Linked DNA regions of Homo sapiens: region 1 is linked to region 2. A link is a contact called in ENCODE Hi-C data. All regions are on one chromosome and are shown on one strand. The core of a region is the stretch at or near the end of the contact, and the rest is flanking DNA. Distances in the headings are between cores, read along the strand shown.

The links. A loop is a pair of places that touch in the nucleus more often than their neighbours do. Pooled maps may share reads with other maps.
Region 1: a map of endothelial cell of umbilical vein shows a loop between it and region 2 (6-fold over the local background). The contact joins two enhancer-like sites. A Hi-C loop is called at or near these places in 1 of 168 maps with a recorded cell type or tissue (endothelial cell of umbilical vein), 3 of 37 single-sample maps with no recorded cell type and 9 of 50 pooled maps.

The regions. Positions count from the first base shown.
Region 1 is chr1:175,597,346-175,601,243 of GRCh38, reverse strand. The region is part of intron 1 of TNR (tenascin R); the gene reads left to right. Among named protein-coding and RNA genes, the nearest start is that of TNR, 140 kb to the left of the region's middle. RefSeq lists an enhancer at 515-584. Within about 2 kb of position 1,868, at least 5 of the 41 ENCODE cell types and tissues checked have a DNase peak (open chromatin) inside an H3K27ac peak, as active enhancers do; they include endothelial cell of umbilical vein, where a contact is called at or near this core.
Region 2 is chr1:175,512,758-175,516,717 of GRCh38, reverse strand. All of the region lies in intron 2 of TNR (tenascin R), which reads left to right. Among named protein-coding and RNA genes, the nearest start is that of TNR, 230 kb to the left of the region's middle. Within about 2 kb of position 1,922, at least 4 of the 41 ENCODE cell types and tissues checked have a DNase peak (open chromatin) inside an H3K27ac peak, as active enhancers do; they include endothelial cell of umbilical vein, where a contact is called at or near this core.

The DNA.
Region 1 (3,898 bases), core at 619-3,118, 85 kb before region 2:
CCAAACTCTACCCGCTGCAGAGCAAGTGCAGGATGTGGCGGTTTTTACCAGACTCCTCTGAGAGGTATAGCTACTGGACTGTCAAAGTCAGCTAAACACAAACAGAAGATAAAGGCATTTCTGTACCTTCATGTTTCTACATATGTAAACATATTTTGGCACACATATAAATCTGTATAAATATGTTGAAACTACAATATCATTTCTGTTATAAGCAAAGTGATTTGATCTCCTCAGCAAAGTTTATCTAAACAAATGCTGCAAAAGCTAGAGGAAAGAGAATGAGGAACTGTCAGAGGAAATGCAAATTTTTTTTTCACTCAAGACCACAAACAAACTCAGGAGTTCCTCTGTAGCGTAAGTCTTAAATTCAGGATCTGCATCTGACTAAATGTCATGCTTTGTTTTCTGTTTTTTGCTTTTTGGGTTTTTCATTGTTTTCGTTTTGCTGTGACCTTCCCAAAGATCACAAGGCTACTGAAAGCCCGTAAGGTAAGTTGTTGAAAATTTTTTAAATGAGCTCCTTCCTCCAGGCAGACATAGCACTACGCCAGGGAGCATAGCTTCAGGAGTAAAGCAGGGGCTGGGGTTCTGCTCCTACTCACCCCTCAGCTGGGCACCTTTGTGCAGGATATACAACCAACTCAACTGTACATGGTGGCCCTATCTTTACGTGCAAACCCTGTGGGTATTATAGCTGTGGGGCCATTCAATTCAATACAGTCAGTGTCTGGTGGTGCATCTCATGTATAGACATAAACAGAAGCCTTGCTTTCTGCTAAGCCAAATCACCTTTAAATCAAATAGATATTGGTAGCCAAGAGTAACATACAAAACTATGTTTGCAGAACTGTTCCACATACTGCAATGGAAGATCACTTCTTCCAACCCTCTTATTTTATAGGATATCTCACTGCATAAATCCAGACTGATACTAATAATACTTATGATAATACGAGTAATAGCTAAATAGTAAAAATAGTTAATTCTTACTATATGCCAGGCATCATTCTAAATATACACCTCATAACACCTCTTTAAGGTATATTACTATTATCTCCATTGTACAAATGCAGAACTTCTCTGACACACAAGGGAGTTAAGTAACCTGCTCAAGATCACAGCTAATACAAGTGGTAAAACTGGGGTTCCAATCCCCGAGTCCAGTTCCAGAGTCTGTGCTAATTAACCACTGTGACACTTTCCTAAAATGCTGGAAACATGCAGAATGCCAGGATAAGTAGGCGTGCAGTCGAATGGAAGTCCTGCAAGGGATTTTACTCTATCATATGGCTCACTCTTTTCCTCCCTCCTGTAGAACCGGCCCCAGTCTCTTGCCTGCCTCAGCATCCCCACGCCGAGGGGTTGCCTCCATCCCGAGTTGCAGCAAGAGTTGAATCCGAATCACCCCTCCTTGCTATCTGGGAAGTGTATTTTCTGGTTTCAAGTGGGACAGAAAACGGTTGTGAGACTGCATATTGGTGGCAGGGAACCCGCCAATGGGTCTCACGAAAAGCCTGGGCTGTTTGCAGACCCCGCTCCACCTGGCCCCTCTGTCCTCCTCTCCCCACCGCAAGGAGCCGCCGGCCTCTGGAGTTAGCCAGGTCCGCATAAGCCTGCTGGGGCGACGCTGCTCCGGGCTGCCTCCGGGTGGGCCGGCCCCATTACCGCTGATGCGGGACACTAGCCCAGCAGAGACCCCATTAACCGCGCCGCCCCACCGCTCGGTGGCATCTGCGAATTACTCCGTCACTCGGCGGCGATCGCAAGACCCCAAGTCTTCTCATTTCCTCGTAATGCTCTAATGGTCTGCTTCCGTCGCCATGACAACACGAACACAGCTCCGCCGGGCCCCTCCGACTGCCTGAGGTGTGAGCAGAAGGCGCGTGTGTGCCTCTCAGGGCCCCTATGCGGTCTGCCCCGTTAGCGTTGCTGCGATGTCTCCGCCACTGCTCTTCGCGGTGGGCAAACCCGGGCGCCTGAAAGGGAGGAGCGGTGACCCGAGGTGGCCAAGGCCAAGCTGACACTTCCCATCTGGCAGCTGGGGACAGCTTCCCCTCCCTCCTGCTCTCCTTCCTCCCTCCTCTCTTCTCCCTCAGCTCTGCAAATTGGTGACCCCCCGCAACCCGGGGCCCATAGAGGCTGGAATGGAGTCTGGAGACCGCAGCTCCACCCTGCCTCTCCGTCACTGAACGTGTGACCTTGGGGAAGCCCTTTAGCTCCTGGAGAGCCGGAGCCACCTAAGAGTGCATTCGATTTAAGGACGCATCTCCTCTCTGCTCAACAAAGAGGGAGGGGTTCCTGCACACGTTGGATTTCTGCCCTCATGGAGCTTACAGATTCATTAGAGCATTCCAGAAAATGTGAAGACTTGGGGAACTTGAGATTCTAGAGTGGCAGAGTGATTTACATGCCACTGAGCGGCTGGGTGCCTGACCTAATGGAGTCTTACCTAGACCTTGGCTCTTTGAGTGCCTTCCCACAACACTTGACTAAAGTCTCTGGAGCAGGGTCAGATGTGACCCATATTCTGTCCTTCTAGAAACTAACTGCAGAGTGCATACTTCTCCTAAATGTACCTCTATTCATTTGGTTCTCCAGTTCTAGACACTCATAACCTTTTAGAATTTGGATTCTCACAGTCACCATGCCATTTCACGCATGCCTTCTGTTTATACAGCATACTGTACATTCCATAAGCATGTATTCATGCCCACGTCCAAGGCTTTGGTAACTAAAACATGCTTGCTGAAAACTATAACTGTATTGCCTGAATTCCTGCAGCATTTAATATTCCTTTTGTTTGTGTCCCATGGAAAATAGCACCTCTAATCTTGGTGAGTTGATTTGTTATTATGTTTTCAATGATATAACTAATGAAGTGATCTTGATCAAGTCATTTAACCTGTATGGCCTTTAGTTTTGGTAAATGCTCTAAAAATAATCGTTAAACTTAACTGAAATAGAGAATTGGACTAAATGAGGTCTACAGTTGAATCACCGGTGGGAAAACACCTCGCATTTGCATGGTGATCTTTACTTCCTGAGGGAAGTTCATACACTGATTTCTGGAGACTGTTACTGTTGTTCTTGAGTACACATCCTGTTTGACTAATGCAAGGACGGTCCCTTGCCTTACTGCCTTATATTGTTCTCGGCATCCTCAGGAACATGCCCTGTGTGTAGTGGCCTGAAAGAATTATTTGTTGATGATAAAGGTGAGGTCCAGGAAAGATAATCTAAGATTATCTGATTTCTTGTGAACTTCTTGAGAAGCTGGATTTAAAGACCCTAGCTGGTGCAGAGGTCTGTTCAATTTTCACTAACCCTTCTCTGTTCTCTAGTGATGACAGAGAACAATGGAAATGAGCCTAGAGGAATAATGTTACTGCAGAAAAGTCAGTAGTTTCCATTTTTATTAAAATTCATTCTTCCCTAACTGCCATCTGTTTTTCTTTTGGGCCTGGCCAAATGCTTGGAGGTGAATGGATCAATGCTAATTTACATGACTGGTCCAGCTAACTAGGGCCCCCATGCCCCCACATTTCCAATACACCCCTCAGCAAGGTTTTTACCAGAATATTCCAAACCAATAGGCCTCTTCCTCCATCTAAAACCATCAGCAGGTATAGACAAGCCCCAGTGTCTGAAAAGTAAAGGAAGGCCTCTGAAAATTCAGCTCTTGGGTACAATTTGAACTTTTAGCACAACCAAGTGCAGCTGGAAATCTTGAGACTAAACTAGCATTCATGCATTCAGCAATATTCACTGAATGCTCCCTCTATCCACAGTATCCAAAAGCAGTTTCCAGATGGGAGGACCCAGGCATTGTTTCCTATTACATGAGCCTCTGGAAGCTGTGCCAGGACATGTGGGGAACAAAGTCACTTCTCACATT
Region 2 (3,960 bases), core at 673-3,172:
ATCAGCAGCTAACTGAAAGATCCTAGCATACTGCCATAGTCACTTTGGAAAAGCTCAGGTCCTGCTGGCATCAGTCTGCCTGGATCTGTTTCAGAGAAACAGAAACCCAGAAGGGAGTGGAGAAGTTCAACCCCTGCTTGATCCATATGGGAATGGTTCAAGCAATTAGATTGAGGCTGTGTCAGGGAGCGATATCATGAGCACGGTCATTTCTCCCTCTCTCCTTGGTCCCCAACCTTATCAGGAAATGGACCACACAGTCCCTTAGAAACCATTCCTCATTTTTCCAGGATGCTGACCCACCACTTGAGAAGTGCCACTTTCCTCCTGGGCCACGCTGTCATTTGTTAGCTGCTAATCATTCATTAACCTTCCAGGTACCTTGCGGAAACCAGGACCTTGCCTCATTTGCAAAGGTGGTTCACTGAGTCCCCCTTTAATAAAATTACAACTTCAGGAAACAAATCATTTGTATCAAATACAACCCCATGGCTTCCTCTTATGTTAATCATTTCAGGCAGGTGCTATTAGGTAATTCAATCACTACGTTACAGAAAGCCACTACTGAATTAATGAGGAATAAACTTGAATTCTGAATAAGAAATTTTCTGAATAAATGGTTCTGAATAAAAAACCAAGAGCCAAGCCTATAATCACAACAGACAGCAACAATATAAAATTGGATATTAAACAGTCCTCACATCCATCCATTCTTAGTCCACAAATTCTTTTGGAGCTTAAAGAACATATTGCAGCCACCAACAAGAACCTTCCAGGTTTGCCACTTTCCTACTATTTTCTTCATACTTTTTCAAGTGAGCTGGATACATTTTGAAGCCCTCATCCCAATTTAGAATACACTTTAGTTTAGTCCTAAGGTGAGTCTTTCCTTAAAAAGAGCATCCATGCCTGTAGCCCCATTCAGACTCTGAAATTCCCTTTGTTCCCATCTGGCCTACCTGCATCCAGACTCCCTCCTGTCAGGACACTTTCCCCACAGCACCCTGGTGGCTGTTCACATCCCTGCCTAACACTCACTAACCATTTTCACTGTTCTCACTTTCTTAGCAAGGAATGCACAACAATTCAGGACCAGGCTTGTCTTTCCAGCCTCATCTCTTCTTAGACCCCTATAGGAATGCACCCTGTATTCTGGCCACACCCAAGTCCAGAATGTTCTATGCTCTTTCATAGTGCCATGTTGTTCCTTGCACTAGAATGCCTGCTCCAAACTAATTCTCTCCTTTTAAAGTTCATCCTGAACATTGCCTCCTCCTCAAACCCTCTCTGACTCCCTCTTTACCCCCAAACCTAGACTGAATTAGGCGCCCATGTTTCCTTAGCATCTGAGGGCAGAGCTCAATTATTGAACAGAGCATTCAATACTATATGCGGGAGCACAGATCTTTCTCTTCAACTAGATTGACATCTCCTTGAGAGTAAGACTACACAGTGTTTCACCTTATATTGTCAAGGCTGGGCATAGGGTAGATGCATAGCAAATATTTGATGAATGAATGGGCCAATGACAGAATACAAGAAATAATGACTGAATAAATAAATACACCCGATCACATGATTTATGCTAATTCCAGCAGCCACACTTCCATTCTCCAGCTCTGGGCAGAAGCATTTTAAAAGTTTATTTTCATAACCTGACATTCAGTTGGTGAAGACTTGGCCCGGAACGAGTTGGTCTCCCCACAGTAAGTGACACCATCGCAACTTCTTTATCCTCCCACTCTTTATCTGAAAAAAAATAGACTGGGTAGCATGGACGAGATGTTTCCCTGCAGCAGGAAACCACTATTAGCACAAACCATGTGGTGACCATGTTGCCTTCCTCAGGGGCAGTCATCCAGCCCCACAGGAAATCTCCCCCGCTCTGCACACTGCATTTGGTTTTCACAGAGCTGTGGTCGCCTGGCATTTATCATGCTGTGCTTCATCAGAGATTTAATCAGGTCTGAGTTTTTAACAACGTGCTCGTCATGCTCACTTAACTTAAAATCAAGCCTGTTCAGGCATTAGTTGGTCCTATTCACTCAGTCTAGTAGTTTTGGCATTTAAAACTGTAGACTTTTTCATCAAGGTACACTACGTTTTTACCAAGCATCTCCCTACACAAAAACTTCTCAGACTGTTTCCCTGGGAACCATGGTTCCCTGGTTGAATAGTCCAGCTGCTGGAAGGGATGTATCTGTGTATTGGTTTCCTGTTGATGCCATAACAGATGACCACAGACTTCGTGGCTGAAAACAATAAAAATGTATTATCTTACTGCTCTGTAGGTCAGACACAGGTCACACTGAGCTTTTGCCAAGGTGTTGGCAGGGCTGCATTCTTTCTGGAGGCTCTCGGGGAGAACATGTTTTCTTGCATTTTCCATGCAGGGTACAGGCTACCCATGCTCTTTGGCTGGTGTCCTCTTCCTCCATATCAAAGCCAGCAATGGCTGATGGAGTTCTCACATAGCATCACTCTGATTTCCTCTTTTGCCTCCCTCTTCCACTTTTAGGGACCCTTGTGATTACACTAGGAATACCCAGTTCATCAGGTTAATCTCCCTATTTTAAGGTCAGCTGATGAGCAACCTTAAGTCCCCTTAGCTATATAAGGTAGCATATTCACAGATTCCAGAGACTAAGGTATGGATGTCTTTGAGGCGTCATTATTCTGCCCATCACAACTTATATGACTCTGGACCTCTGGAAGTGATCCTTTACATAACCTCATGGGTCCAGTGTGGACCTTCCAATGGTGACATCAGAGTCACCTGGAAGCTTTTTAGAAATGCAGATACTCCAAACCCATCCCAGACCTTCAGAATCAGAATCTACATTTTCACAAATTTTCCGCGGATTAGATGTGCATGTGCAGTGAGTTTGAGAAGCCCTCTCCAGAGGTTCCCTGAGCAGGCAGAGGAAAGAGCTTAGACTCTGGTGTTGAAAAATGATTTTATCTGGAAACACGTAATAAGGAAGGGGTCCTGAGGAGCCCAGTCAATAGCACCCCTCTTCCCTGTCAGAGCTCTGAACAAATAGAAATGTAAGAAAAAGAAGGGAGCCAGGTAGAGACCTAGATTTCACATTGGTAAACTGATATTTGATGATGTTACTTTTGCCTGCACCTATAACATTGAACCTTGAGATGAGGAGGGCTTCTTCCTACCCAGTCGCAGCAGCACTGCACTGGGGAGGGTCCCTCCCCTGCAGCCCCCTGCAGGCAGGGACAGAGCATGTGGAGAGGGATTTCTAGGAAGGAGGAGTGCATCTGAGAGCACCTGCTCTCTGCAGGCAGACCAACTCCAAAAAGGAAGAAGAAGAACCTAGACTACATGTGTTCGATTTCTTTTTCCAAACTTTGCAAGCAGGTAGATCACTAGTGAATAAGGGGATGGAGATGAGACAGGAGAGTTATAGCTCAGAGAGCTGCCTCCATATGGGAGGAAACATCAGGAGATGAATCAACATTTCCCCCAATAAATAACGCCTACAGCACAGTGTAGTGGGGAAGACAGAGAGACAGCCCACGCAGAAGCACTTGATACACAGCAGGAATCCCATTACAAGGATTACCATGTTATCCACCAATTTAAAACCTGGCAACCCAACAGAACATCCTAAGAACTTATTACAAAATGTGGTTTCCTGGACCCTTACCCTAGGCGATTCAGATTCAGTAGGTGTAAGTTGGGGCCAGGGAACCATACTGACCTGAAATTCTATAGCATCCAAGTGAGGAAATGGCTGATGCCTTGGTCCATTCAGTCATTTAGGCTGGACTATACCTAAACCAGAGAACTTCTGGTTGCAAGTTACAGAAACCAACTGGAGCTGGCTTACCTAAAAGGGGAAGTGTGTTGCAGGATCCATGGGTATCTTGCAGAACAAAAAAGCAAAGGGCACGTGTTGGGAAGGGACTGACCCCAGGAACTAATGCGTTTCCAGGAACCCACGA